2 separate regions of the Homo sapiens genome follow, and region 1 is linked to region 2. A link is an interaction called in ENCODE POLR2A ChIA-PET data of the cell type or tissue named here. Cell type or tissue: IMR-90. All regions are shown on one strand. Each heading gives the region's core, and the rest is flanking DNA. Links, peaks and the distances in the headings are about the cores only. Region 1 has its middle 43 kb from the start of LINC00578. Region 2 overlaps LINC00578 (long intergenic non-protein coding RNA 578).

Evidence for each region. ChIA-PET counts read pairs that join two places held together with the same protein. Peaks named below come from ENCODE experiments on the same cell type or tissue, not always from the same donor. Only the 100,000 strongest peaks of a DNase experiment are listed, where the experiment ranks them.
Region 1: POLR2A ChIA-PET joins it to region 2 with 12 read pairs; 4 of 35 experiments call an interaction of 5 or more read pairs at or near these places.

What each region holds. Positions count from the first base shown.
Region 1 is chr3:177,390,345-177,406,791 of GRCh38, reverse strand. No RefSeq gene overlaps it. Among named protein-coding and RNA genes, the nearest start is that of LINC00578, 43 kb to the left of the region's middle. In IMR-90, for the core only: no CTCF peak of the experiment used is centred there; no DNase peak of the experiment used is centred there.
Region 2 is chr3:177,459,950-177,476,396 of GRCh38, reverse strand. All of the region lies in intron 1 of LINC00578 (long intergenic non-protein coding RNA 578), which reads right to left. Among named protein-coding and RNA genes, the nearest start is that of LINC00578, 26 kb to the right of the region's middle. In IMR-90, for the core only: no CTCF peak of the experiment used is centred there; DNase peaks (open chromatin) are centred at 7,866 and 12,386; H3K27ac peaks cover 730 bases.

The DNA of each region.
Region 1 (16,447 bases), core at 3,030-11,029, 68 kb after region 2:
AGGTGGGTCTTACTTTCCCAGTTATATTTTGAGCTATAATAATGAAAACACATTTATTGGAGTTGGTTTAAAAAAATGTTCAAAATATGTTTGCTACATCTTTTTTAATGGAATGTATTATCCTTCCAGATAGCTGTGCTGCAAGTACTGATTATGACTCGCTGTACTGGGATGAGGGTACATCTTCCAATTATAAAATTAATGTAACGTAGCTCCATTTCCCCAAGTCTACTTCTGGCTACCTGGGAGACCTTCATTTGTCTTGGAGATGGTGATGGAATTACCTAAGGAATGGGGGGATACAGCTTATCCTTGGGTATGGGGGCAGGAAGATAATTGATTCAAAGCAAGTAGACAGTCTCAAAGCAGCCAGTGATGTTCCTGAAGCCACTAGAACTAGATGGAGCCTACATTCTCCTGTCAAGCTAAGGGCTTTAGAAACACCAGGGAGAGGGAAGCAGCACATTTCGTTTCTTTGTAATAAATCTCCCATCTTATTGTCTAAGACAGTTTGCTCTCCTGAGGACACAGGGCCTGCTTCCTAGCCTTTTCCAATCGAGCTCTTCCTTGCCTACCACCCATTTCCATTAAAATGGTTTACTGGGATTCGAAAGAGGCAAGCTGCCACATCAAGCTTTTTATTTTCTCTGAACTCCCTCCCTCCCCTCCAATCTCATTTAGACCTTTTTCCTTTTCTCTCCCTTCCCCACCTTCCCATCCTTGTCTTCTTCAGTCATCCATTATTACCCATGGGATCTCTTTCTATAGGTCTTCAGAGAGAAACGATTCCTGGATTAGATTTTGAAGCAAAGCATTAGGAGACTTTAACTCAATCTCAATTACTATTTGACACTATGCTTTATGAGTGAAAAATGCAATAAAATAGTGATTTCTAAATTTAACTAGCATTGTGTAATGCAATTATTTATTACAGAAGGCTATTGTTTATCTATCGCCTGAGCTGTTGGTTAGCGTGAAAAAGACAGTGTACAGGAAGCCCTAGAGATCGATCATTATCTAAAGTGGTTAATCAAATATCTAGTTTGTTTCCATGATTTTTCCTCCAATAACCATGTGACCTATCACACAATGTACCAGTGGACTATAATTCAAATCCTTATATCAAAACTAGAACACAACCTAGCAGGAAATGCAAAGAGGTGACTTTTTCATTCTATTGTTGGAAATGCTAAAAAAGACAATTAAGGCAGAGTGAACTATATTTTTCTCCCGCTCACCCATCCTCACTTTGCTCCCTCCCCTAATAACCATAAGCTGAAACCACTTAAGGATTACAATTATCTGTCATCATTATTGCCCGTATTATGACTAGGCTGCTACCCATTGCAAATGACACTTCTGAAAATGAAAGATGCTCTTCTGAGAGATTTTTGTGTGTTTGTTTTTAGCTTTATAGGCTCCTTCAGGCACAATGGGGGAGGATGTTGGGGGGAGATGGAAATTCAGTCAGGAAAACAATTAACTAGCACAGCTTCACTGCACAGTAACATCAAATCATACAGCAATTAGAACTCTGCAAAACCCCTGGTTTGGTTTCATGCACATTTAAGGATGAAAACTGATACGTACACTGAGCTGATGCTAGACTGCAAATGAAAAAATCAAAGAGGTAAATATTGTAAAATTTCATTCTCTGCCTAATCACATCTCTGGAATGGTGATTTGAGCTAAGAGTATTTTCCGTCTGTGCACAAGGAAATTCACCTCTCTCCTCTAGCCTTAGAAAATTGCTAGAGAACTGTCCACCATTCCTTTTCTTCTACATTGAATATAAAACATTAATTCTTGCCAAAAAATAGATTGTACTTGTTGAAAATAAAGGGGTTAATTAACCCATTGTCCCCACAGATTACCAAAGCCTTGATTGTTAAATCCAGAAAATAAATAATTGTAGCTTCAAAAAAAAAAAAGCAAGATGAAGATGCTTTTAAAAGTGGGAAAGATCCACCAATTCTTGTATTGTTGAGCTTTACCATGCAAAAGAAATTTACCTTTATCTTATAAACATGCCAGTATACATTACATGACCTGCAAAATATTCATTTTCTCTTAACTTTTTTTTTTTTTTGTAATTGAGTGCTTTTCTCTTGGATAGTTTTTGGTATAATAGAATAGGACTCAATTTGTAAGACTGAATGCATTCCCCAGTACAAAGCAATCCACAAAGACTCATTTTTTCCTGCCTGCCTCTAAAGGTTTTTCTATCATTTGACCATGGGTTTAAAAAAGAAACAAAGTGTAAGACATCTGCTTCCCTTATTTTCTAAAATAAATTCTTTATTTTGCAATAATTATAGATTTACAGAAAAGCTGCAAAGGTAGCACAGAAAGTTCTCATATACCCCCTCATCCAGTTTTCCCATTTTTTTATACCTTACATTACTATAGTACAGTTGTCAAAACTAAGAAATTGGCTGGGAGTGGCGGCTCATGCCTGTAATCCCAGCACTTTGGGATGCCAAGGCAGGTGTATCACCCGAGGTCAGGAGCTCGAGACCAGCCTGTCCAACATGGAGAAACCCCATCTCTATTAAAAATACAAAAAAATTAGCCATGTGTGGTGGCGGGTGCCTGTAATCCCAGCTATTCAGGAGGCTGAGGCAGGAGAATCACTTGAACTCAGGAGGCGGAGGTTGCAGTGAACTGAGATCGCGCCACTGCACTCCATCCTGGGTGACAGAGCCAGACTCCGTGTCAAAAAAAGAGAAAAAAGAAAAAAAAAAAAAACTAAGAAACTGACATTGATAGATTCCCATTAACTACACTCCAGACTTTATTTGGATTCCACTAGTCTTTACATAATGATCCTCTTTCTATTCCAGGATCCAACCTATGGACATGCCATTGAGTTCCATGTGTCCCCTGGTCTGTGGCAGTTTCTCAGCCTTTCCTTGTTTGTCATGACTTTTACTGTCTTGAGTACTGGTAAGGTGTTCTGTAGAATGTCCTCCAATCTGCAACTGGCTGTTGTTTTTCTTATGAATAGAATAGGGTTATGGGTATTTAGAAAGAGTCACAGAGGGAAGTGCCCTTCTCATCACTTTTTTTTTTCTTTTTTGAGACAGAGTCTTGCTCTGTCACCAGGCTGGAGTGCAGCAGCACAACCTCAACTCACTGCAACCTCTGCCTCCTGGGTTCAAGCAATGCTTCTGCCTCAGCCTCCCCAGTAGCTAGAATTACAGGCATGCACCACCACACCCAGCTAATTTTTTGTATTTTTAGTAGAGACGGGGTTTCACCATGTTGGCCAGGATGGTCTCCATTTCTTCACCTCGTGATCCTCCCACCTCAGCCTCCCAAAGTGCTGGGATTACAGGCATGTGCTACCACGCCCAGCCCTCATCACTTCTTATCAAGAGGTATGTAATATCCATATGATGTCACTGGTGACATTAATCTTCATCTTTGGTTAAAGTAGTGTTTGCCAAGTTTCTTACTGTAAGTTTACTATTTTTCCCTTTCTTTTATTTATTCTTTGGAAGAGAGTCACTCAGTCTAGCCCACATTTAAGAGGGGTGAGGGTCAAGACCATCCTGGAAAAGAAAGTATTTATACATATTCTTTGGAAGGGTGAATATCTAGGAATCATACTGTGAGAAAGACTTGTCTCTTCTTCCCAGTTTATTTACTCAATCAGTTGCTTCCCTTAATTTTAAAATAAGACAGATCATTAAAATGATGAACATCTTACCTATACAAAGCAATAAGAAAATATATTAGGGGTTTTAATTTTCAATTAAAGAAATATTTTTGTTTCTAAAGCCTTTTCAATAAACTGAGTTATATTCATTAAAATATGCCAAGGGGAAATGTACACATGAGGTCATACACCCATTTGCCCCCCCACACCAAGGCTTAGTGTGAATTACACAAACTAGGCTTATTTATCCCAAGCAGTTTATGAAGACAAGGAGCCGTCTGAATTTCTGGCTGAAGCATTTTGGTTCCCTAACAAATATTCCAATCACCTTTCAACCTTACCCAGCCGAATAATTATCTCAACAGAAAACTGAGGAAGTAGGTATTCAAGCCCTCATTGGAAGGCCCCATTTGGCATGCTGTGACACTCTGAAAACAGCATGTGGGCCATCGTCTGTGGCAATGACCTTCATTTCAATGACTCTCTGTCTTCCACTATTCATTAATTCACCACTCTTACCTTCAACAGATATTTATAAAACACCTACTGTATACCAAATGCTGTGCTTGGCTTTGGACCACAGAATGGAAGAAAAGATCATAGTAACAAATAAGGCCTTTAGAGAATAGCAGGTTCCATGTGAGACACTTGGATGGGCGCAAAGGGGGCACAAAGAAACAAGCGCTCACTCTATCTGAGAGGGGAAAGAACGAACGGCTGGATAAAGATGCTTCCTAAACTGTGTCTCAAAAGCTATTTCTTTCAAATAGCTGGAAGAAATGATACTACCCTGAATGCATCCAAACTCATCAAACAGGAAGAGATCATTTGAATGTTCCCAACACAAAGAAATGATCAATATTTGAGGTGATAAATGCTAATTACCCTGCTTTCATCATTACACATATTGTATACATGTATCAAAATACTACACCATACCTCAGAAATATGCAGAATTATTATGTCAATTAAAATGTAACAATGAAATTAAACTTTAACTTTTTTAAAAAACAGCTATTTACCAGGCATAATGCTCGAGTGGATAAAGGTAAAGAATGTGAGTAGAGAATGATCCGCAGAACAAATGAGAACCCTGAGCAAAGTCAATCAGAACTGAGAGTTGATGACATGAGATCACACACCTTCTGTGGTCAGATGATTAGGGACCAACTATTTCTAAGGGAACCCTTGGAAGAGTCATGTCCCCTGGAAGTGTCCCTGATTTGCTCGTTCCTTTTGGTGGTTTGTAGAAGAACAGAATAAAACAGAGTAATTTACCAGATTATGCATGAAAAATACTTTGAAATTATTTATTCTATGAATGTGCTAAAAGATTAGAGCTGAAATCTCGCCCAATGTAGAAGAGAAGGCAACAGAATAAAAAAACATATTTAACCAACAGGTATCAATCTTCTGTCATCTCCAAGCATTGTGCTAGGTACCCTACAAAAATTCTCTCATTTTCTGAGAGAATGCTTACTATTTTCACTATTTTATAGATGAGGAAACTCAGTCTTAAAGGTCAACATAGCAGGTTACACAGCTGGTAAAGCAGGAAAAGCAGGATCTGAATCCAGTTCTATCTTATTCAAAGACTCTTCCCATAATAGCATTCTGTCTTTCTATGGATGATGAATTTAAAAGAATAACAGTATATACTATGTTCTTAAATAACAACAAAAGTTCTTCATATAGCCTGGACTGGTGTCACCAAGCTGAGAGACCCATGATACGTACAAGGCCATTGCAGTACATGGCAACTCCAAGTATCTTTGACTGTTTATGGGTGATAGAATTTAGGGGGAAAATAATGTGAAGCTCTGGAGCTCTAAGATTAAGTCTGGACAGAGTCACTACACTTTAGCTCACCTCTGAGTCAAACACCTAATATCCCAGGGGTAGTGATACAGAAAAGAAGAGCCAGGGACATAACTTGCAAAGAAAAAATTCAGTGAGAATGAGAGGTGGAGGCCATGCTGCAACAGGCTGAGCGTCAAACAGTGCGAGAATCAAGACTAAAATTTTTATCAGATAACAAGTCAAGGTAAATAAGATTTAGGCTCAGACCCCAGAAAGCAAGGCTGGTAGGAACAAGGGAAGAACTGCCCCCCAAACCACAGATAACCTGAGGGGCTAACAGAGCCTGCTCCCTTTTTTTGAGTGTCAGTGCCTTATATAAAAACAGAAATCCAACAGCAACATTAGCTACTCTGAAACAAAGAATTAAGAGATAAAAAAACAAGTAAGTCAAAGAAGAACTATAAATATTCATATGTGGCCAGGTGGTGTGGCCGGCAGTGGCTCACACCTGTAATCCCAGCACTTTGGGAGGCCAAGGAGGGTGGATCGCCTAAGGTTGGGAGTTTGAGACTAGCCTGATCAACAGGAGAAACCTGGTCTCTACTAAAAATACAAAATTAGCCGGGCTTGGATGCACATGCCTGTATTCCCAGCTACTCAGGAGGCTGAGGCAGGAGAATCGCTTGAATCCGGGAGGCGGAGGTTTCGGCGAGCCGAGATCGCACCATTGCACTCCAGCCTGGGCAACAAGAGCAAAACTCCATCTCAAAAAAAAAAAAAAAAAAAAAAAAAGTCATATGTGTGGCCAGGCATGGTGGTTCGTGCCTGTTATCCCAGCACTTTGGGAGGCCAAAGTGGGCGGATCACCTGAGGTCACAAGTTTGAGACCAGCCTGGCCAACATGGAGAAACCCCGTCTCTACTAAAAACATGAAAATTAGCTGGGTGTGGTGGTGGATGCCTGTAATCCCAGCTACTTGGGAGGCTGAGGAAAGATAATCTCTTGAACCTGGAAGGCAGAGGTTGCAGTGAGCTGAGATCACTCCATTGCACTCCAGCGTGGGTGACGAGAGTGAAATTCTGTCTCAAGAAATAATAATAGTAATAATAATAAATATTCATATGTGAATATAAATAACATTTTTAATGTGAAAAAGAAATTTTTAAGTAAAGATAGCTACTACAAGAACATGCTTTCTTTTCCTGCCTTAGTTTGTAACCAACTGAGAGCTCAACCCTGGAGTCAGTGAGAAAATGAACATTATCACTGATAAAGCAGGTATTAGAGATTATAGCTTCAGCAATACTCTTAAGTTATTAAGTCAGCAATGGCCGTGGACCTGCTAATACTGTACTTCAAAAGTTGACTTTCTTGATTACAGGCAGTACTCAACTTCCAGGCCTTTACCTTGGGGGAAGAGGTGTGCCCTATAAAATGTAAGGATCAGAGGATATGTGCTATTTTCAGGAAGGGGGCAGATTCGAGAAGGGTTAAAGGGTCTGTTTCTGTTCCCAAAGTCACCACTCAGGTAAGTGGGTGGTCCAGTGAGAGTCCAGGGGTGTCACTAGAGCAGAGGTCCCCCAACATGGAAAATATGAAGACTAGAATATAAATGTTTTTACAATACTAAGCACATCACCAAGGCATAATCTATTTTAAAAAAAGAAATACGTGTCTAGATAAAAAATGTAAATGTCTACCTGTGAAGAAAAAATATATATACAGTTGATTCTCATTATTCACATTAGTCATGTGTGAACACTGAATTGGTGATATTGAACCATTGCTCCCAGGAAAATAGAGGGCTGGGTTCCTGCAAGCCTCAGATCCCAACTTTTTTTTTTTTTTTTTTTTGAGACGGAGTCTCACTCTGTCGCCTAGGCTGGAGTGCAGTGGTGCAATCTTGGCTCACTGCAAGCTCTGCCTCCTGGGTTCACTCCATTCTCCTGCCTCAGCCTCCCGAGTAGCTGGGACTACAGGCGCCCACCACCACACCTGACTAATTTTTTGTATTTTTAATAGAGACGGGGTTTCACCGTGTTAGCCAGGATGATCTCGATCTCCTGACCTCGTGATCGGCCCACCTCGGCCTCCCAAAGTGCTGGGATTACAAGTGTGAGCCACCATACCCGGCCGGATCCCAACATTTTAATCAACCAATTGATACTTAACTTTGTTTTATGTGTGCTTCTGTCTAAAGACACCTTATTTATTACATGTTGTTGATTCACTAACATTTAACTAATGACCAACAGCACAATAATGCATGCCTGAATGAAGCTTATCTAACACAAGGCTCATCACAGCCTTCTCGAGCTTGGGAACACAAGACATCGCTTCAGCACTATGCTTAGGGGCTATTTGAAACAATGAAAGCACCAACAAAAAGCACAAACGTGGAAAATGTGGCACTAAACAGACGAGGAAAAAAAGCCCCATGTTTCCCATATGACAGATTAAACAGGAAGGTAAAGCAACCTTGTTCTGCTTCATCTGGGAACACGCATGTCAAGCAACACACATTTTTTACAGCTCTGTGCATGTCCACACATAACCAAAAAGTGCAACAAATATTGATATAGAGTTAGAAATAAATTTTGGTGAGTAAATTCGCAAATACAGAATTCATAAATAATGAGGATCAACTGCACACACACAAATATACATAAATATTTCAAAGGCAAATGATAAAATAAGAAAAATTCCTTCACATAAGTCAGATAAAAGATTAATTCATTATGACGTAAGAAGATATTGTAATTGAAAAGAAAAGACGAATATCCCATGCTATGGGTTAGATACGGTTTGTTTGGCCCCGCCAAGTCTTATGTTGAAATGTGATCCCCAGTGTTGGAGGTGGGGCCTCATGGGAAATGCTTGGGTCACAGGAACAGATCCCTCATGAACGTCCTGGTGCTGTCCTCACGGAAATGAACTCTCACTCTCTTAGTTCCATCCAGAACTGGTTTGTAAAAAGAGCCTGACACCTCCCTCCCCTCTCTCCTGCTTCTGCTCTCCCCTGTGACCTCTGCACACTCTAGCTCCCCTTTCCCTTCGGCCATGAGTGGAAGCAGCCTGAGGCCCTTGCCAGAAGCAAATACTGGTGCCATGCTTTTTGTACAGCCCGCAGAACCTGAGCCAAATAAACCTCTTTTCTTTATGAATTACCCAGCCTCGGGTATTCCTTTATAGCAACACAAACAAAGACATCCCAGTAGAAAAAAAAAAAAAAAAGGCCAAAGGACTTATTCATGCAATTCATGCTTAAAGAAATACACATGCTTTCCAGAGAAAGAAAACTCTTTGCAACTTGTAAATGACACAACCTCCCTTTCTTCATATAAGCTCGTGCACTGAGGGTAGGAGCATAGCCAGGTATGACTATTCCAGAAAGCTATATGGCAAAGCTTTAGAAAAAATCATCTCATTTAACCAGTAATTCCAATTTTAATAGTAATCCTAAGGACATAATTTAGGGATATGTGCAAAGATATACAATATGTCCATTGATATTCTTTTGCATTTTTTTATAATAGTGAAGGGAGATGTAGGGAAACCTTGTATTTCTAAAAACAAAATAATTTGGGAGGCCAAGGCAGGCAGATCACCTGAGGTCAGGAGAAGTTCAAGATCAGCCTGGCCAACATGGTGCAACTTCGCCTCTACTAAAAATACAAAAATTAGCCAGACGCGGTGGTGCGTGCCTGTAGCCCCAGCTACTTGGGAGGCTAAGACAGGAGAATCACTTGAATCCGGGAGGTGGAGGTTGCAGTGAGCCAAGACCATGCCACTGCACTCTAGCCTGGGTGACAGAGAGAGACTCCGTCTCAAAAAATAAATAAATACATGCATACATACACTAGTTAAATAAATTACGATGTATTCCCAGAAATGAAATACCATACCTTTAAAATGATGTTAAATTATGCCTTGATATGATACAATATGCATACTTTTCTGTATGTAATTTAATTAATTTAAAAATACATATTATCATGGAGAATTGTTCACAATATCTTTATAAGTGGAAAAAAGTATAAAACAATATTCGTGGCATCAGCCCATTGTTGTGGGTCCACAAATATATTCACCAAAATGTTAAAAGTTACTGTCTTTTAGGGGAAGAAATACTGGCATTTCTTAAAAACTCTTGTCTTTATTTTCTAATTATTTCTACAATTACCATGTATAGCTTTCAAAACAAAAAACATTTCAACAAGAATGTCATATATCTGCAATGATCTTAACACTCTTGATTTTAAAAGAAAAGCTGATCCTTTCCTCAGTGCTTGCAAGATACGTAAGCAATTTTTACTGTCTCAAAGAATCAGTTGAGCTAAATAGATTAATTGGTTTGATAAGGAAAATGACCTTTTATGACTGGTTTATGAGAAATCGTGGCTCTCTTTGTATTTGCCTTTCCTGCCTTCAGACATATGCCCTGTTCCCTTTGATTTTAGCTGTGGAATCTCAGGCTGTAGGCTGAGCTTCACACACATGGGATAACACGTGTGTATGATTACATGATAAGTGGGATTTTCCTGCTCTATGTGCAGAGCGTAATACAATCTAGCAGTTCATTGTGCTATGGGGCTTTTGTCATTTTGCAGTGTGCTGTTGGCAGCTCTTCACTACAAGGTTTTCGGTTTTGAAGGTGGGGTAATAAAAGATGTAGTCTTCTGCTCTCACCATATGGAGCTATTCTACAGAGTGTATGCCCTGCCATTTCACTAACTATTAATAAAGCCATGCTGCATTTTCCTCCATGCTGTTAGAGCCTCTTTAAAAGAGGGTGTCAGGCCGGGCGCGGTGGCTCACACCTGTAATCCCAGGATTTTGGGAGGCCAAGGCGAGCAGATCACGAGGTCAGGAGTTCGAGACCAGCCTGACCACATGGTGAAACCCCGTTTCTACTAAAAATACAAGAATTAGCTGGGTGTGGTGGTGCGCGCCTGTAGTTCCAGCTACTCAGGAGGCTGAGGCAGGAGAATCGCTTGAACCCGGGAGGCAGAGGTTGCAGTGAGCCGAGATTGTGTCATTGCACTCTAACCTGGGTGACAGAGCGAGACTCCATCTCAAAAAATAATAATAAAATAAATAAAAGATGGTGTCTAGGTTTTTATGCAAGTATTCTGAGTTCCAAAGCTTCTCCTGTGCATCAACCTTGCTGGGCATAATCTATACCTTAATTTTAAAATCTAGAGTAATCTATTTTTTATGTCAGTGTAATTAGCCCTCCATATCCACTGGTTTTGTGTCCACAGATTTAACCAACTATAGATGGAAAATACTTGAAAAAAATAAAAAATAAGAATATAACAAAAAATACATACTTTAGAAACAATACAGTATAACAATTACTTGCATAGCATTTACATTGTATTAGATATTATACCTAACCTAGAGATTATTTAATGTCTGTGAGAGTGTGAGCATAGGTTATATCAAATACTACATCATTTTATGTAAACATTCTCGGAGTTTAGTATGGTTTGGGGGGGCTCTGAAACCAATCCTCCCCCATACTAAGGGACAACTGTATATCCTTTTAGGATATGGCTTCAGATGATCTATATAACAATGGATAATGCTTCATCAACAAAAATTTATTGAGCAGGTCTTGTGATCACTACATACTGTGAGCTAGGCATTAGGGACAGCCTTGTCATCTTTGCCCTGGAGGAACATCTTATTCAAAGGGGAGCTCACGATCTTCCTGGGTTAGTGTCTTCTCCATGCAGGCACTCTATCTTCCATGTTTACCTTCCAGGCTGCATATTTCTTTCTGTTGAGACACTGAGAACTTACCTCTGAGTTTTCAGGGTTAAGGTTTATCAGAATAAATACACTCAGATCTGCCTGGCTGTCACATGCAAGTAGCACTTGGGCATTTTTCTAGACTCTCTTGAGTCCAAACTCTCACGCTCTAAGGACATTTCAGACCCTGGGTGTGCTCTCCTCCTCAAGATGCCTAAAAACGTGCTGGATGCTGAGTGTATTCATTATCACCACACAGAAAGAGGCTGAGAAATTTTCTCTCCAACCAAATACTAGCAGGTGGCGTGTATACCCAGATCTGGAAGAGTTAGTATTTTTATAATTCATTTGGTGGCTGGGAGATGGCTACAATGTGATATGTTGTTGAAAAAAAATGTATAACAGGGCGCAGTGACTCACGCCTGTAATCCCAACACTTTGGGAGCCCGAGGCAGGCGGATCACCTGAGGTCAGGAGTTCAAGACCAGCCTGGCCAATATAGTGAAACCCTGTATCTACTGAAAATACAAAAAAATTAGCCTGGCGTGGTGGCGCACACCTGTAATCCCAGCTACTCAGGAGGCTGAGGCAAGAGAATTCCTTGAACCCGGGAGATGGAGGTTGCAGTGAGTCGAGATTGCGCCACTGCACTCCAGCCTGGATGACAGAGCAAGACTCTGTCTCAATAAAAAGGAAGGAAGGAAGGAAGGAAGGGAGGGAAGGAGGGAGGGAAGGAAAGAAGTGGGGAGGGGAATGAGGGGAGGGGAGGGAGGGAGGGAGGGAAATGTATAGAGAAGGAGCAGTATTGAAAAAGAAAAAAAGCCCAGCGTGAGCGACGCAGAAGACGGGTGATTTCTGCATTTCCATCTGAGGTACCGGGTTCATCTCACTAGGGAGTACCAGACAGTGGGCGCAGGCCAGTGGGTGCGCGCACCGTGCGCGAGCCGAAGCAGGGCGAGGCATTGCCTCACCTGGGAAGCGCAAGGGGTCAGGGAGTTCCCTTTCCGAGTCAAAGAAAGGGGTGAGGGACGCACCTGGAAAATCGGGTCACTCCCACCCGAATATTGCGCTTTTCAGACCGGCTTAAAAAACAGCGCACCACGAGACTATATGCCACACCTGGCTCGGAGGGTCCTACACCCACGGAGTCTCGCTGATTGCTAGCACAGCAGTCTGAGATCAAACTGCAAGGCGGCAGCGAGGCTGGAGGAGGGGCGCCCGCCATTGCCCAGGCTTGCTTAGGTAAACAAAGCAGCCAGGAAGCTCCAACTGGGTGGAGCCCACCACAGCTCAAGGAGGCCTGCCTGCCTCTGTAGGCTCCACCTCTGGGGGCAGGGCACAGACAAACAAAAAGACAGCAGTAACCTCTGCAGACTTAAATGTCCCTGTCTGACAGCTTTGAAGAGAGCAGTGGTTCTCCCAGCACGCAGCTGGAGATCTGAGAACGGGCAGACTGCCTCAAGTGGGTCCCTGACACCTGACCCCCGAGCAGCCTAACTGGGAGGCACCCCCCAGCAGGGGCACTCTGACACCTCACACGGCAGGGTATTCCAACAGACCTGCAGCTGAGGGTCCTGTCTGTTAGAAGGAAAACTAACAAACAGAAAGGACATCCACACCGAAAACCCATCTGTACATCACCATCATCAAAGACCAAAAGTAGATAAAACCACAAAGATGGGGAAAAAACAGAACAGAAAAACTGGAAACTCTAAAATACAGAGCGCCTCTCCTCCTCCAAAGGAACGCAGTTCCTCACCAGCAACGGAACAAAGCTGGATGGAGAATGACTTTGACGAGCTGAGAGAAGAAGGCTTCAGACGATCAAATTACTCTGAGCTACGGGAGGACATTCAAACCAAAGGCAAAGAAGTTGAAAACTTTGAAAAAAATTTAGAAGAATGTATAACTAGAATAACCAATACAGAGAAGTGCTTAAAGGAGCTGATGGAGCTGAAAACCAAGGCTCGAGAACTACGTGAAGAATGCAGAAGCCTCAGGAGCCGATGCGATCAACTGGAAGAAAGGGTATCAGCAATGGAAGATGAAATGAATGAAATGAAGCGAGAAGGGAAGTTTAGAGAAAAAGAATAAAAAGAAATGAGCAAAGCCTCCAAGAAATATGGGACTATGTGAAAAAGACCAAATCTACGTCTGATTGGTGTACCTGAAAGTGATGCGGAGAATGGAACCAAGTTGGAAAACACTCTGCAGGATATTATCCAGGAGAACTTCCCCAATCTAGCAAGGCAGGCCAACGTTCAGATTCCGGAAATACAGAGAACGCCACAAAGATACTCCTCGAGAAGAGCAACTCCAAGACACATAATTGTCAGATTCACCAAAGTTGAAATGAAGGAAAAAATGTTAAGGGCAGCCAGAGAGAAAGGTCGGGTTACCCTCAAAGGGAAGCCCATCAGACTAACAGCGGATCTCTCGGCAGAAACCCTACAAGCCAGAAGAGAGTGGGGGCCAATATTCAACATTCTTAAAGAAAAGAATTTTCAACCCAGAATTTCATATCCACCCAAAATAAGCTTCGTAAGTGAAGGAGAAATCAAATACTTTACAGACAAGCAAATGCTGAGAGATTTTGTCACCACCAGGCCTGCCCTAAAAGAGCTCCTGAAGGAAGCGCTAAACATGGAAAGGAACAACCGGTACCAGCCGCTGCAAAATCATGCCAAAATGTAAAGACCATCGAGACTAGGAAGAAACTGCATCAACTAACGAGCAAAATCACCAGCTAACATCATAATGACAGGATCAAATTCACACATAACAATATTAACTTTAAGTGTAAATGGACTAAATGCTCCAGTTAAAAGACACAGACTGGCAAATTGGATAAAGAGTCAAGACCCATCAGTGTGCTGTATTCAGGAAACCCATCTCACGTACAGAGACACACATAGGCTCAAAATAAAAGGATGGAGGAAGATCTACCAAGCAAATGGAAAACAAAAAAAGGCAGGGGTTGCAATCCTAGTCTCTGATAAAACAGACTTTAAACCAACAAAGATCAAAAGAGACAAAGAAGGCCATTACATAATGGTAAAGGGATCAATTCAACAAGAGGAGCTAACTATCCTAAATATATATGCACCCAATACAGGAGCACCCAGATTCATAAAGCAAGTCCTGAGTGACCTACAAAGAGACTTAGACTCCCACACATTAATAATGGGAGACTTTAACACCCCACTGTCAACATTAGACAGATCAACGAGACAGAAAGTCAACAAGGATACCCAGGAATTGAACTCAGCTCTGCACCAAGTGGACCTAATAGACATCTACAGAACTCTCCACCCCAAATCAACAGAATATACATTTTTTTCAGCACCACACCACACCTATTCCAAAATTGACCACATAGTTGGAAGTAAAGCTCTCCTCAGCAAATGTAAAAGAACAGAAATTATAACAAACTATCTCTCAGACCACAGTGCAATCAAACTAGAACTCAGGATTAAGAATCTCACTCAAAGCCGCTCAACTACATGGAAACTGAACAACCTGCTCCTGAATGACTACTGGGTACATAACGAAATGAAGGCAGAAATAAAGATGTTCTTTGAAACCAACGAGAACAAAGACACAACATACCAGAATCTCTGGGACGCATTCAAAGCAGTGTGTAGAGGGAAATTTATAGCACTAAATGCCCACAAGAGAAAGCAGGAAAGATCCAAAATTGACACCCTAACATCACAATTAAAAGAACTAGAGAAGCAAGAGCAAACACATTCAAAAGCTAGCAGAAGGCAAGAAATAACTAAAATCAGAGCAGAACTGATGGAAATAGAGACACAAAAAACCCTTCAAAAAATCAATGAATCCAGGAGCTGGTTTTTTGAAAGGATCAACAAAATTGATAGACCGCTAGCAAGACTAATAAAGAAAAAAAGAGAGAAGAATCAAATAGACACAATAAAAAATGATAAAGGGGATATCACCACCAATCCCACAGAAATACAAACTACCATCAGAGAATACTACAAACACCTCTACGCAAATAAACTAGAAAATCTAGAAGAAATGGATACATTCCTCGACACATACACTCTCCCAAGACTAAACCAGGAAGAAGTTGAATCTCTGAATAGACCAATAACAGGAGCTGAAATTGTGGCAATAATCAATAGTTTACCAACCAAAAAGAGTCCAGGACCAGATGGATTCACAGCCGAATTCTACCAGAGGTACAAGGAGGAACTGGTACCATTCCTTCTGAAACTATTCCAATCAATAGAAAAAGAGGGAATCCTCCCTAACTCATTTTATGAGGCCAGCATCATTCTGATACCAAAGCCGGGCAGAGACACAACCAAAAAAGAGAATTTTAGACCAATATCCTTGATGAACATTGATGCAAAAATCCTCAATAAAATACTGGCAAACCGAATCCAGCAGCACATCAAAAAGCTTATCCACCATGATCAAGTGGGCTTCATCCCTGGGATGCAAGGCTGGTTCAATATACGCAAATCAATAAATGTAATCCAGCATATAAACAGAGCCAAAGACAAAAACCACATGATTATCTCAATAGATGCAGAAAAAGCCTTTGACAAAATTCAACAACCCTTCATGCTAAAAACTCTCAATAAATTAGGTATTGATGGGACGTATTTCAAAATAATAAGAGCTATGTATGACAAACCCACAGCCAATATCATACTGAATGGGCAAAAACTGGAAGCATTCCCTTTGAAAACTGGCACAAGACAGGGATGCCCTCTCTCACCACTCCTATTCAACATAGTGTTGGAAGTTCTGGCCAGGGCAATTAGGCAGGAGAAGGAAATAAAGGGCATTCAATTAGGAAAAGAGGAAGTCAAATTGTCCCTGTTTGCAGACGACATGATTGTATATCTAGAAAACCCCATCGTCTCAGCCCAAAATCTCCTTAAGCTGATAAGCAACTTCAGCAAAGTCTCAGGATACAAAATCAACGTACAAAAATCACAAGCATTCTTATACACCAACAACATACAAACAGAGAGCCAAATCATGAGTGAACTCCCATTCACAATTGCTTCAAAGAGAATAAAATACCTAGGAATCCAACTTACAAGGGATGTGAAGGACCTCTTCAAGGAGAACTACAAACCACTGCTCAAGGAAATAAAAGAGGATACAAACAAATGGAAGAACATTCCATGCTCATGGGTAGGAAGAATCAATATCGTGAAAATGGCCATACTGCCCAAGGTAATTTACAGA
Region 2 (16,447 bases), core at 4,389-12,388:
TACTATCTATTCCATGGCACTGCTATAAGGATTAAAGACAATTTCCCTCTTAAAATGCTTTGCACAGAGCTATTACTAGAAAAATCACAGTATTGTTAAAATCATTTCCTAAATTTGGGGGCTGTTGGGAGTTAACATGATAACAGAACTAAATTACTCTGGGCCAGGCACGGTGGCTCACGCCTGTAATCCCAGCACTTTGGGAGGCCGAGGCAGGTGGATTACCTGAGGTCAGGAGTTCGAGACCAGCCTGGTCAACATGGAGAAACCCCATCTCTACTAAAAATACAAAATTAGCCTGGTGTGGTGGCGCATGCCTGTAATCCCAGCTACTCGGGAGGCTGAGACAGGAGAATCACTTGAACTTGGGAGGCAGAGGCTACAGTAAGCTGAGATTGCACCACTGCACTCCAGCCTGGGTAATGGAGCAAGACTCCATCTCAAAAAAAAAAAAAAAAAACAACTAAATCACTCTGTAAAAGATGACCATGTATAGAGGTCACACAACTCTTTATTGCCATCTCGCCAGAAAACACAGTAATGCAATAATTGGGTTTAGCCACTCTATTTTTCAACACATCTTGGGTTGTGTTTTGTTGTCATTGTTGTTGTCGTCGTCGTCGTTTTTTTGGCCAATGAACAAGATATTTGGTGGTTATCCCTGGTGCTATTACCCTTCCTGGGCCACACTGATTCCCTTCAACTATGCCTCAGAGTAAGGATGTCTGGATTATTGTTAATATTTCTTCATTTCTCTCTCTTCTGTTTCTGCCTCAGTGCAGCTCCCAAATCCATATCTCCCAAATAAGTTTTGAAGCTTAATAGAAACAGAGGACACTGTCATCCATCTTGTTTGCACAGCTAACCAAATATGCCTGTGTGATGTGCTCAGACCCCTCTGTTCCTCTGCCTGCTCCCCGGAGTCAGCGTTCTAGAGCTTGGAAAAGTCCAAAGTTCACTGCTGTGGCTCCCTCGTTTTATATGAGGATGCATCATAGCAACGACCTCAGCAGAAATGTTCTAATTGACAACGTGCTGTTGCACGCTCGAGGTACCTCTCGGGAGTTCTGTGAGGCAGATATCATTATAGATGAGGAAACAGAAGCCCAGAAAACATGGGACCTTCCTGCAGTCACACAGCTGGCAGAGCTGGGATGAGAACCAAGGCCTGCTAATCCCTAGCTGAGTGTTCTGTTCATGAGGCAAGCTTGCTGCTTTCCAGTTTTTCTCAGACTCTCTGTCTTTAGCGCCACAATCCTGAAAGTGTCATCCATTTATGGCACGGGGTGAAGCAATGTTAACTTTTCCCTGTGACACTTTATATCGGATAAATGTTTTACGGCCAAATGCACGACTGACAGCATTCAGCCATCCAGCTAGGTCTCACACTGCTAAGCAAAATAAAGTGGTCCTAGGAGGTCCCCAAAGCTGCTCCACAACACTGACGCTGCAAATTATATTACACAGGCATTCTGTGAGATGCCCATGGAAGAGCCAGCCCCATTGCTCTGATCTCTCAAAGCCTGATGTGCTTGACCTTTGAGCTGGGGAGCCCCGTGCAGCAGTGCCTGTGCCTGGGAGCAGCACATGTGGGACACTGGGCTTAGAATGGAAAACAGGAGGAAAAGATGACGCTCTTAGGAGCAACCATTTGCCTTGGGATAGATACATCAAAAAGAAGCAATTACAGCCAGTTAGAGTCTACCAAGGGCAGAAAGATATGACCATTAGTGAAGAGAAACTGTTTAATTTCCTGTTACCTCTACCACCATAAGAGGGATGCTACAGAAAAATAGAAACATATGAACTCTCTACAGATATCATTGGCATACTAGTAAGAGCATCCAGCAATAATAAGCCCCCAAAATATCAGTTGTTCATGGAAACTATAAAATCATGAGAGAATCTCTGGATTGGCAAGAGTAGAGTATCATTAGATTATTGATGTTATTGTTATCCTTAAAGACTGTGTAAGTCAGTTCCTTCTCTAATGCAGGAATTGCCATAACAATATTCCCACCAAGAGATAACATAGTCAAAGAGACCCCATAATGTAGTTTCCCAAAGTGCAGTACATATCGCCTGGTATTGCAAGTATTTTAGAAAATACAGGGATCAAACCTTTTACATTTTTTCTAGCTTTTTTTACTGTACATATTAGAAAAAACACAACGAGTACATTAAACTCATGATTTCACATCAATTATTGTTTAGGATTAGGGTAATTTTTTTAACTGGAAAAAAATAAATTGACTTAAAAATATGTAATATTATTATATTAAATAATATATATAATAATATTGTAATATATTAATAATATTATAATATTAAATATTATGTAGCATTTAGATGGTGCATGGCTTTGGTGAAGGTAGTGAACACTAAAATGACTAAACTGGGGGAAACATTCGTGTTCTGGTTACAGACATTATGGGCTTTGGAAGTAGAGTGACTTGACTTTGAATCCTGGATCTGCTCTCCCATAATTTGGTGAGATTTAAGTCAGTTTCCCATCTATAAAATGAGGACAATGACACCAACCTCAAAGGATATTAGCAAAGATTCAATTAAATGAGATACCGTAGGTGAACGGCCCAGCATATGTGCTGAGTGACTATCATTATTATTATAACTGCCTAGATAGACTCCATGGATGAAATAAACCGAGTCCTATCAAGAAAAGAGAGTTTATGTAATTTAGAGAAGCACCACAATTAGACACTAAACTAGGGCAGTCAATCCTGCCTATCGTTGGCTTGTTATCCTGCCTCATCTCCAGGACTATCACAAACTTCCCTAGGGTTTACAGCCTGCTCACAGCTACCCTAGAGTTGGTCAGCTGGTGGACGCCATGGCTGTCACACAGAGATGATAAAGCCCTCCAGATGTAGGTGCTGATGCTCTGTAAAGTTGTCTTCCTGAACAGCACGTTTGTATTCCAAGCACACAGCTGACAGCTCTGCCCCATTGCTAAGCCAGAATGGGGGCAGCCTGCAACCTGACCACAATGGGAAACTTGAGATGTCTCAGTCATAGCTTCCTTGCCTTGCCTTGCCCTTCAAATACTGCAATCCTGTGGGGATTTCTTCAACGATCTTGTGCTGGCCGAGGACTGCGATGAATTGAAGCAGCCATTGCCTCCCCAAGAGAAAGCTTCTAAACGTCAAGCTCAGGATTGTCATCCAGCCACAAGGCTCAGCTGCAAGGCTGATGTCTCAGAGACGCAACAAAGGGCATTCAATGTCACCGGGCAGATTCAGGGGTCATACTTATTATCATTCTTTTTTCTCATGAACATCACATGTACTCAATAAAGAAAATGTAAAAGGTACAAAAAACGATTTAAAAAAATAAACTTTTCCAAATGCCAAAGCCCAACAAAAACTTACATTTTGATGTTTCCTTCCAGACTTTTCCTATTAAATGTTTTTTTACAGTTGCAATTGCACTATTTATACATTTAACATCATGTTAGGATTGCCTCATATCATTAGGTTTTCAAAATGTTTTTCGTAATGATGAGATCATTGTGTCTTATAATATATTAATACTATAATGTGCTTGACCAATCCCCTATTAATAAATGTTTAAATTTTCATGTTTATATTATGATAAATAATTCCGAAATAAATATCTTCGTGTATATATCTTTTTAACATGTCAAATTATTTCTAAGTGTGGAATTACTGGATTAAATCGTATCAATGTTTTGAGTTTCTTGATATATACCATTAAATTGCTTCCCAGTAAGATTATATTACTTTACAGTCCTACAACAATCTTATGAAATTGCCATCTCACCAAATTCTTGCCATAGATTTATCCTTTTAAAATTCTTTGCTAATTTAACAGAGAGAAAATGATGTCTGCATCATTTTTCTCTGCATTTCTCTATTGCTTTCCATTTTTTTACATGCCTTTTGCCATTTGTTTTTCCCTCTTCTGTGAACATTCTGATCATGCCCTTTGCCCCTTTATCTTTTGAGGGCTTTCTTTTTTTTTTTTTTTTGGGGGGGGCTAAGATCTATAATTAAAATCATTCTCACTTCACTTTCTCTCAAATCTATTGTAACTAATTTTTCTCCCACTGAAAGAACAATACATGGTATTGTCTTTTGTGTCGGGGTTAAAAATGGTTCCTTTGTCATTTTATTCCTTTGTGTAATTGGAATATAAAAACTTTTCTTTATGCAATGCAACCTGACACTTAAACTTGTTTAGGAAAATATATAATGGGTTATGCTTATTTTAAATTGCCTTGTGTTTATTACTGTTCGGGAATGTTTTACTTCATGAATTTTAATTTCATAGACTAGACAAATTTTGGTTTAAAGTACAAGATTACGGTTTTTATGGAGATATTAAAATAAGAACAGAAACATGGTCAGTTGATTTACTTTCAAAGATTATATCTCTGCATTAGCTTCCTCCATAAACAATGCCTGAGATGACCCAGAACAAAATACGTTAAACTTACCTTAGGTTTAATGAAACAGAAACTAACCACCACAATGTTTATGAAAGAAACATCTACATACAGGTGACCCAGATAAAACTCTCCTTCTCCAGGGAGGCTTCTTGAATCCCCCAGGCAGAATTCCTCTCTTTCCCCCCAGAATACCCACAACTTACTGTCTGTGCCCCAGTGATGTTAACCATTAAAATCTACCTCATGACCAGGTGCAGTGGCTCATCCCTGTAATCGCAGCACTTTGGGAGGCCGAGATGGGTGGATCGCCTAAGGTCAGGAGTTCGAGACCAGCCTGGCCAACATGGTGAAACTCCATCTCTGCTAAAAATGCAAAAATCAGCCAGGCATGGTGCCGCCCACCTGTAATCCCAGCTACTCTGGAGGCTGAGGCACGAGAATCGCCTGAACCCAGGAGGCGAAGGTCGTAGCGAACCATGATCGCGCCACTGCACTCCAGCCTGGGTGACAGAGCGAGACAATGTCTTAAAAAAAAAAAAAAAAACTACCTTAAACTGGCAATGTGCATAGCTGTCTCCCTCCATCAAGGTGATTCACTTCCTGAGGGCAGGAACAATGTTTTCCTCATCTGTGTATCCATATGTGACACCAATAGGGAGCTTTAGATGTAGTAGATGCTCAGTAAACAGAGGTTGAGGTGAACTTTGAGAATTTGAGAAGGGGCCTATGTGAAACAGTGAAACCACCATAGGCTGTGGAGCCAGGAGTCAGCTTGGAATCTGCCTCTGACACTTGGCAGCCATGAGACTCCAAGCCAGTTAATTTAGCCTCCTGAGCAGCTTTGTCTTCTAATATGGGAATAACAATGCCTATCAAGCAGGCCCTGAGGGTTGGCTACCCTAATACCCATTTCCAATCCATTTCATCCTTGCCTCCCTCAACTATAAAGAGTAGGAAGCTAAATCCCCAATTTCCCAGCTTCTCTTCCGCTGGGAAATTTATGGGCCATAGCTCTTGCCAATGAGACAAAAACAGAAACAGTTGAGGGGTTCTGGGAAGGCTTTGTTCACACACTCTAGGTAAAGTGAAATGTCAGCACAATGCCTAGAGGTACAGCACCCACTTTGCAACCATGAGGTCAAAACACGAAGACAATCATCAAACAGTGAAGGAAGATGGAGTGAAAGCTACAGTCTGGGGCCTGTAGGGGCATCACCGAGAATGAATTCGACAGCTGCCTCCCTCTGGCTTCTTCATATCTGGGAGAAATTACCCATATTTGTTTAAGCCACTGTGAGTGGGATATTTCTATAATTTATCCCAAATACATTGCTAAGTGGCACCTCTACGTTATAGGATTACTGTAAACACTATACGTAAGTAATTTATGTCAAGTGTTTAGCACAGAACCTAATGCATCATAAGCATTTGAAAGGAGGTAGCTTCTAACAGCACAAGACAGAGGGCGGCATTGTTGGTGGACAGCAAGGGGTTCTGGAGCATGGGGCGGGTGAGAATTTCAAACAAGACACTGGAGCTAGCAGCAGGGAATGGAAAAAGAAGGACTTTATAAGCCACATTAAGGACAGGAATATGTCCTGAGGGCAACAGAAGGGAGTGAGTTGAGGAGAGAGAATGAGACTGGATGTGCTTGATGATCTCATTCTCTGAGCTTCTGGAAATGAAATCCCCTTTAGCATCCATCCACACCCTACCCCCACCCCACAGGGCTAGAGACTTTGCAAGAACGCATGAGGTCTCATGTAAACTGTTCCCAACCCAGTCTTCTTTAAAAAATTGTTTTTCATTTCAGGCTTCTCTTAAGAGTCTACTCTGACCTTAATGTATCAGTATGCCACTGTCTAGCGCTCTAGGGCTGGGTGCACACCCCCAAAAACCACCCCCTCTGTGGCTGGGTCCTCAATATTGCTCCCAAGTGCTAAAGACCTGTCTCTACTTCTTCCGGGTATCTGCCTTCGGTGTCCTCATTAATCAACAGCCCAGAGCTTTCATAGACAGTGGCCTCTTGGGACCTTAGCTAACAAAATATGGGGCCAACTTGTCTTCTCCCCCTTCCAGATCTACTTTCTGAGTTTACATATCCCTAGAATAACGTTCCCATACGTGAAACGAAGGATGCTAATTCTCTGGGATATTAGCAAGTACCTCATAACACAAAATCAAATCATGGTCAAATGAGTTGGTAAAATATGAGGTCAAACAGAGTTAAACAGATTTTTTTCCTACATGACTTGTCAGAGCTTCTATAATATTGTTGCATATATGTGAATATATAGAGAGATATATATAGTGCAGCGTTTCCCATACTTGTTTGTCTGCAAGTCTCTCAGTCCAAGAATATCTCAGGGGCTAGTGCTCCATGGGACATATTTGGGGAAATCCTGTCTTAGAAAAGCAGACTTCTGAATTCCCGCCTATAGTGGGACACCCCTCCCCCACCCCTAAATATTCTCTCCACTCTACAGATTTTCCCACATTCCTAGTCACAGACGGGCCCTTATTTTTCTTCTCACACACACCCCCACCACCACCAGCCTCAAACCTAGATTCCAGCCCTACTGGTTTTTTGCCACTTCGTGAATAAGTCATGGTCCTCCCACCCCCAGGCCTTTGCACAAGTGATGCTCCCTACTTGGAAAGTCCTTCCACCTCTACTCCACCAGGGAAGCTCTTGTTCCCATTTCAAGACCTGACTTGAATAGCATACCCACTGTGAAATTCTCCCCAGTTATTCAGGGCCAAGTTAATTACTCCCACCTCTATAGTTCAAGAGAACTTCGCAATTACTCCTGCTGCAGCATTTATTACATTGGTTATACCACAGGCTCATCTTCCTTTCTGAGCAAGCTATTAATCCCCCAAGTAGTGTTTTTCCATTAGTCTGCTCCATGTAATCAGCAGATCATGAGTAAGCATAAGTTTTATGAATGAATGAACAAACAACTACATGGAAGTCCACAGGGACTTGCTTCTCTACATCTTTATCAAGGGTGTTATGGATTAAGGTCAGACTCATTACCACTGCAGATAACAAGGTCCTACTACAAGCCCAAGAAACAGGATCAGATGCCAAACTCCTGCAGCCCTCAATTACTTTGTTGTTTAAAGTGGAAAAAATAAATAAATTTATATTAATGGCTAACAAAGTAGAAGAAAGCAATTCTAGTTTTCATATTAAACTGTAACATCAATAGTCGATCAGTATTTCACTGATAAGGATTACCTTGTCTCTGGTCACTCTCTATAGTCTGTCTTCCAAAAAGGAATGGGTCTCCTGCAAATATCCATGGAAACCAGCCACTGCTAAGTATGCAAGGCATTCAATTCCAGTTAGTTGCAAGACTTGGCCCCCAGCCTCACCCACACCAATTACACCAGGGAAGGGACAAATGCTTCCCCAGCCATGAACACTGTGGTGGTGAATCATGCCATAAGCTCACTGTATCACACCAACCACAACCTCAAGGTTGGACCCCAGCCCCCTAATGCTGCCAAGAAAGGCACTAATGCTTCTGCAATCACAAACACTTGGCTGACAGGATAGGCATGGAGGCAAGATCCTGCCAGATCATTTTGCTATCAAATCCCAGCCCTTAGAGATGGATACAGTGGTTCATGCCTGTAATGCCAGTGTTTTGGGAGGCTGAGGCAGGAAGATTGCTTGAGGCCAGGAGTTCAAGAAGACCAGCCTGGGCAACACAGTAAGACCCAATCTCTACAAAAAAAGAAAAAATTAAATATTAGCTAGGCATGGTGGTATGCACCTATAGTCCCAGCTACTTGGGAAGATGAGGTGGGAGAATTTCTTAAACCCAGGAGGTCAAGGCTGCAGTGAGTTATGATTGTACCGCTGCACTCTAGCCTGGGCAACAGAGTGAGGCCCTCCCTGTCTCAAAAAAGTAAGAAGAAATAAAATAAAATCCCAGCCCCTGATCTTGCTAGAAGATGGGCTGCTGCTCCCAGAATCTAGTTCTCCCCGCAGAGATGGATTCCCAACCCTGCTAGATGGAAGCGTGCTGCCCTGGAATACTATGGGTAATAAGGGGCCAGACACCTGCTACGGCACCTGGCAATGATCTCTCTGGCCATTTGCCCTGACATAGCCAACAAAATGTGCCAACAATTTATTGTGTATTTGGTGAGGAGTAAAATTGGGTTTGTTTGGTTGGTTGTTCCCCTCTCTTCTTTGGTGAGAGAAGTGCCAGGTACACTAAGGAACTGGTAGCCAACAAAAGTGTGAAAGCTGGTGTAGGGGCAATACCACCCAAACAGCTACTGCCACCTTAAGAGCTGGGAACCGCATTCACCATCTCCACTTCACACTCAATTTATTCATGCTAGCATTCACTGTCATTCACAACCACCAGCACAGCACATCACAACAGAGCAGAGCTGGACTAGACTCTCCCCAAGAAACTCAGGAGCTCTCTGAGTGTATAACAGGGAAGGAGTTGCAGAAGGCCAATTGGACTTCTAGACTTTGTACTCCTACTGACAAATAGAGGAGCTGATCTTTTACGCTCTCAATCACTCTGGCAGTTAATTTGCACCTCAGACTATGAAGTTGGACTCTGAATGTCACATATTGAATCCCCAGGCAATATGATATTGTGGAGGGAATGAAGGTAGCAAAATAATAATAATAACAGTTATTTATTCAGCACCTACTATGTTCCAGGTCCTGTACTTAGCATTACTAAATGTTTTTTATTTTATCCCAAAATAGCACTTGGATATTTCTCTTCCATTCTGTGAATGGAGAAATTGAAGCTCAAAGAAGTTAAGTTACTAGCTCAAAGTAAAAACAGCAGTGAGTGACCGGGTGCAGTGGCTCACGTCTGTAATCCCACCACTTTGGGAGGCCAAGGTGGGCAGATCACGAGGTCAGGAGATCAAGACCATCCTGGCCAACTTGGTGAAACCCCGTATCTACTAAAAATACAAAAAAAATTAGCTGGGCATGGTGGCGCACACCTGTAGTCCCAGCTACTTGTGAGGCTGAGGCAGGAGAATTACTTGAACCCTGGTTGTGGAGGTTGCAGTGAGCTGAGATGGCGCCACTGCACTCCAGCCTGGGCGACACAGACAGACTCTGTCGCAAAAATAAATAAATAAATAAATAAATAAATAAATAAATAAATAAATAAATAAAACACAGCAGTGAGTTAAAACGCACACCTCTCTGAATCCAAAATTCTTGAGTCTCCCTAAAATTGTGACTGCTAGTATTAAAATAGTCACACTCAACTTACTAGAATATGAGTTTGGGGGAGTTTTGCCACAAAATTCAAATAACTAAATACCAGGGGCAAAGCCTGAACTTTATCACTTTCCAATTGACTTTTCACATGAGAGATTGTTGTACATCATTTCCATGCATTGGATTTACATGAATCTGTGAACCAAACTGCCTCCTTAAGCGTCTTTTTCAGGATGATAATTTAATCGATGTAATCTTTATCTTTTTCCTTGTTGAAATCCAAATGATAGTGCACATCTAAATATGAACAGCAGACGTTAAGGAAGGGAACCAGGAAGAGCAACAGCAAAGTCAACCAGAGATCTAAAAATGGGAAAAACTGGTCTTCACAAACATGTAAAATATGTAATTAGAAATGCACTAAAACTTCTACTCTGAGATAGAGAAAATATCTCCGCCGATGTTAATTTGGTTGATGACTCATATTGAAATAACATCTGTTTACAACTCAGTGTTCTTGTCCATGCTGTATTCTTTGCATCTTTCTTTAATTCAAGTCATTCTTAACACATCCTTCAACACATAAGGTATCACTTCCCAGGTTTCTAGGGTGGACTACTTCCATGTTTCTGTCACCACCATGACTGATGAGGTTTCTCGCCCTTCCTCTAACTGTGAGTTCCTTGAGGGCAGGGTCTTTGCTGTATCTTTCTTTCCCAGCATGCAACTAATACATAATGAAAAGCTGGATTACCCACATTGAATTTTTTTCATCTTTATAAATTAGTACTCAGACAAATGAAATTTAAAATTGGAACTCAAGATCATGAATGGTTCATATTAATGTTTTAATCTACAGAAGGCTGTGCAGTTGCAGGTAGCGATACCCAGCTACAAAACACCAGAAGGGCCTAACTCAAAACTGTGGAAATTACAGCCACTTACATGGAACCAACTACATCTTAAATTCCTGCCCAACAGAAAGTTGATTCTGTTACCTTTCTGTATGTCATGAAACAAAAATTTTTAAGTCCCAGAAATTTCTCAAATTATGTCAGTGGCTTAGTGTCATTCAGCACATGTGGAGCACACTCCCTCCTTAGTTATAAATGGTCCTAAATAATTCCAACCTCACCATTTTCTAAATGGTCTTCCTCTTTCCAGATTCTCCTGAAATGTGTTTTTAAGATCTGGGGCTTTCTCCTAGAGCTGTGTGACCTTAAGTAACCATTTAGCATCACTGACTCTCAGCTCTCTCTGTTTGAACATCTATAAACTCTGCTTTCATGTGAGAACACACAGAACTCAAGCGCATGCCAAGACAGAGGTTGGCAGGACTTGTGCTGGGCTGATCCAGGCAGTAGCAATCCGGGTTTGGAGATTCCAAATATGAGTCCTGTAGACCAGAGAATATTTCATTCTTGAATAACAAGTTAAGTCCTTACGGGGTGGTTGAAAATCTTATACATCAAATGTGAGCCAATCGTACAAGATCCAATTTCCTATGAAGAAAAATTGGTAGAGTGGTAAATATAAGGAAGATCAGATCCTATTCTAAATCTTACTTGAGTTGTGGAGAGCACTAACAACTGTGGGTAAACGTAGAAAGCAGAAGGGAGACCACGCACAAGGAAATTACTCCCAGAACCTTGGGGAGCAAGGAAATGTGCCAGGATCCTTTCCGAAGTCTTGTTTTGCTGAGTCAATATTAGCTACATCTGAGAATGTCCTAGAAGAGTTTTTTTCCCATTAGTTCCATTTATTTCCCCAACGTTACAGAAGAATGTCAAAACACAGGCAATTATTCCAAGGTCTGAAAGTCTCAAGTAACAGATCTTACTGCCACATCCATTCTCCTGAAACATGAATTTCATAATGCCATTCCCTTTTCCAGGACTTACGGTGTCTCCCTCCTACTCTCACATCAATCAATCAATCAGTTCATACTACTCAGCATCCTGTTCAGTGCATAGCCCTCTGCTACACACAGGAAAAACCAAGTCATTCATGTTTTTTACTCATTTAAAAAATGTTTATTGAGCACCTACTAAGTGACAGAAGCCATGCTGGGCACTGGAGGGAGAATAGATGGACAAGGCATGGCCCCTGCCCTAGAGAAACTCAAACTTTCCTGGGGTTGGCAAATGGGTAAACAACAATTACAACACACTGTGATAAGCTGACACTAAAAATATGTTCACAGAATCCTGCAAAGCCCTAGAGAAGGCATAGCAGAGAAGAAAACACATCAGCTGGGCTCTGAGGGATGAGCAGGCATTCACCAGAGGACAAAGCAGGAAAAGGGTACCTGAGAGGGAGGGAATAGTGATGTGCTGTGTTGACCTAAGTCAAACACGGGAAATAATGAGAGAATCGGGCTATTATTACACATCATTCGGTGATTAATTATGTGATAGGTGTTACATATAAGTTTTAGGATAGTAGAAATCAAGAAGTCAGAACCTGGGATAATAAGAGAAAACCTCAGTCTTTTTCCAAGTTATTTCACTGCTCTCCCCAGGTAGAATGGTGAGGGGCAAAACACACAGATCTGAGAGCGAGATCTGAGTCAGAATCATAGCGCCACTCAAAAGTAGGTCAAGTAGGTTGTAACGAAATTAATAATGCAGGAATTTGCACAGCCTCCCCCAACTCACTCATTGAAACAGCTTCTTCCTAGTCTTCTTTCCCCTTAAATCCAAGGAAAGTCTATCTCTTTGAGACCAGTGACTTCGGGCTTTGGAATGCAGAGTCATGATGGGGCCGGGAGATGAAAATAGAGGCCCACGAGCTAGGGCTGGGGCTGATGAGATGCTTGGAGCTCAAGCCAGTACAGGGCAAGAAAAGTGGGGGAGATCACAAAAAGTTGAGGATTCCTCTTTGAGGCATTCTGGAAACCCAAAGAAAAATTCAATTATTCTCAAACTCTTTTTTGGCTATAGATGAATGTGGTTTTGTTGTAGTTTACTTTGTTCTGTTTTGATTTTTAACCAAAACACTATCTGTGACTGTTATGATTGTACCACTGCACTCTAGCCTGGGCAACAGAGTGAGGCCCTCCCTGTCTCAAAAAAGTAAGAAGAAATAAAATAAAATCCCAGCCCCTGATCTTGCTAGAAGATGGGCTGCTGCTCCCAGAATCTAGTTCTCCCCACAGAGATGGATTCCCAACCCTGCTAGATGGAAGCGTGCTGCCCTGGAATACCATGGGTAATAAGGGGCCAGACACCTGCTACGGCACCTGGCAATGATCTCTCTGGCCATTTGCCCTGACATAGCCAACAAAATGTGCCAACAATTTATTGTGTATTTGGTGAGGAGGAAAATTGGGTTTGTTTTCACTGCAGCCTTGACCTCCTGGGTTTAAGAAATTCTCCCACCTCATCCTCCCAAGTAGCTGGGACTGTAGGTGCATACCACCATGCCTAGCTAATAGTGACTTTATAAGCACGCATCCCATTAGCAGAGTAATGACGGACGTTAATTCATCCTCTCCACTTTGCTTATCTGAAAAATGGGAACCTACGTATCAGAGAGGTTTCATGGAGATGAAAAGAAATAATTAATGTAGACTCCTAGTAATCAAGGAGGATACTTTCTTTTCCACTGCTACTCATGCCCTTTCATTCATTTATGTATTCAATGCATAATTTTAATCACCTGCTACTGGTACACCCTCTGCTAAATTCCTTTTTTGCCTATAGAAATCTTGCCCATCTTAAGCATTCATGTTTTTTTTCTGTCCAGCACCCTTTTCCCTCTTCTTAAGGAAATACCCCCGTCCTGGGATTGCCACAAGCTGGCCTATCATGGTTTTCCTCCTTGGCCCAATACCTGTTCCATGTGGTGGGTCCATCACCCCAGACAGGCCAACCAGAGTGATGTCTTAGGCTTTTTCAAACTGGAGCTGAGAGAATGACTTTTTTCCCTCTGGACTTAAGGCTTTAAAGATGTAAGCATAAGCAGCTAAGAGCCTTAATTCCAGCCACCAGCTTAGAAAATTCCGAGAGAATGAAGAAAACAGAAGACAAAAAAAAAAAGGAAGAAAGCTCCTGCTTCAGTCATGCCCTGCTCCAACCCCGGCCTCTCTAGGGCCTGATTATATGAGTCAATAAATGTAACCCTATTTGCTAAGTTAATTTGAGGTGGTTTTCTCTAGGTGCTAATCAAAGAGTTCCAGCTAACACAGTATCTTCCCAGACCTCATTGAATTCCCCATCTCCTTATTCTATAGGTCAGCCAGACATCCTTGGAGCATGATTGCCGACGCTATACAGCTTGCCTCTGACAATGTACGCTTACCATTGCTGCATAACTCTTCTTCCCAAACATCATGCTTCTTCATGCCACAGGCCTCATTACTAATCATGTAGTAGAAACTCAATAAGTGTGTTGAGATAAAACAAACACCAACTTAAATTATAAAAGCTAGAAAGAGTCTTAGAGAATCGGTTTAAAATTCTCTGCAAACTCAGAAACATGTAGCGATTTTGTTTTCTTTCTCTAACAACATTCCCTGGGAGGAAAGCAGAAAGATAGCCACATAAATGTGTACTGCAATTCTTCTGAGTTATCACAAAACAGCACAATATCAAAACAGTTCACGGATAAAAGTGTATGTGTATAAATGCACCCAGCCATATCTTATTATAAGGGAGTATCACACTCAGGATTCCTGACTCTGAATGTGATTAATTATCTCCAGAGACAAAAAAGCGTAACACATAATTTAAATTTTATGTGAATTTAGCAATAGACATTAAATCTTTAAGAAGCACGCATACCTTGTAACCCAGCAATTCTGTTTCTGGCAATTTGCCCTAAGACAAGAATTTGGAAATGTTTAGAGATTTAGCCATATTAGTTTTTATTCAAACATTGTGAAAAATTGCAAGAGACTGAAAAATACCAAGTAATCCATTCATAGGGAATTAGAGAAATTAATGACCTATTCATACAATGGGATTCTATTTGAAAAAAAAATCACATTAGAGAATAATACTTGCACTATTTTTAAGTGAAAAAAATTAGGTTGCAAAATGACGTATATATAGAGTGGTCCAATGGTCCAATTTTAAGTGAAAAGAATTAGGTTGCAAAATGACGTATATATAGAATGGTATGTGTATACTTAAATGTACATAGGTATACACACGAGTGAACTGGAAGAACAGACATCATAATGTTAATAGTGTGTATCTCTGGGTTGTAGCATTATACATGAGTTTCACTTTCTCTTTTTTGCTTATTTTTATTTTGGGAGTTCTCCACCATAAACATATATTTATGTAATTCGAAAGAAACAAGAACGAATATTTTGTAAACATACAGGAAAGTGTTCTAAGAAAACATCTAATCCAAATTCCTCATGTTGCAGAGGAGGAAACTGAGGCCCAGGCAGTGCTATAGCTTGCCCGAGGTCCCACAGTTAGCAAATGACAAAATTAGCACCCTACGCCCAGGGCAGGGTTCTTTCCACCAGACCATTCAATCCCCACCATGGGTATTGTGTTTTAAAAGTCCAGCTAGCTGGGCACGGTGTCTCACGCCTGTAATCCCAGCACTTTGGGAGGCTGAGGAAGGTGGATCACCTGAGGTCAAGAGTTTGAGACCAGCCTGGCCAACATGGTGAAACCCCATCTCTACTAAAAATACAAAAAATTAGCTGGACATGGTGGAGGGCACCTGTAATCCCAAATAGCTGGGCTGAGGCAGGAGAATTGCTTGAACCTGGGAGTCGGAGGTTGCAGTGAGCTGAGATTGCATCATTGCACTCCAGCCTGGGCAACAAGAGCAAACCTCCGTCTCGAAAAAAAAAGTCCAGCTAACTTCATTTAACTCTGCATTTGGAAAGGATCATTTTAAAACAGCACATTCATATACGAGAATGATAGCAAACAGAAAAACACCCTTGAATTTCATCTCATGCTTGGGTTTCGGTGCTTTACAAAAATAGTGTTGGCATTACCTCCTGGCATTGTATTATAGGATGGGATTTATTATGAAACTGGGACCAAATTTTTCAGTTTGGAACAATTAATAAGCATAACATAGGTTTAGAATTAGTGAAGTCATATTTTTGCAGCTGCTGTAGAATTCTTCCACAGCTTAATTTGCTACCTTTGTGATTTTAACAAATGAAAAGATGTATGTTCATTTATAATAATTGGCTATATGCTTCCACTAGATTACAAAAATTTGATGATTTTCAGGAATCATAACAAACCATGACCTATAAATTCAATTTCCAATGGTAAAAATCCCCTGACCAGAGTGGATGCTGATGACGAACTAATAATGTGTTCTGTAACAATCTGTTTTGAGCACTCAATTGACCTGTAAGTGTTCCAGATACTGCCTGATGAAAATGGGTTTTATTATTTTCCATTAGCAGCTGCTACAGCAAAGTGAACGGCCAGTCCACAAGGGAAATAAAAGTGTTTCCCTCTTCTCAGTCGCCTCTGCTGCAAACGTAAACAAAACTACCTTCTTCCTTCCCCTCCTCCCACCTCTGAAATCTCTACATTCAAGGACCACGACTGGCGAATCCTGCCTGAGTATGTGGCATCTAATTAAAACACAATGGGGCATCTACTATGTGTTCAGCATTTTGCTGAAGTGGTGCAAGGGTGAACGGAGACCTCGCACAGGGAAGCAAATCACTGGAAAAAGTGGTTCCTGCATTCAAAAATGTCATTAGACTTGCCAATTGGTTCTTTTCATTAAAATAACAATAATAGTTTCTTTTACCGTTGTAGTGGTCTGCTTTATTCTTCTTGTTTCTTGCATTTATAAAA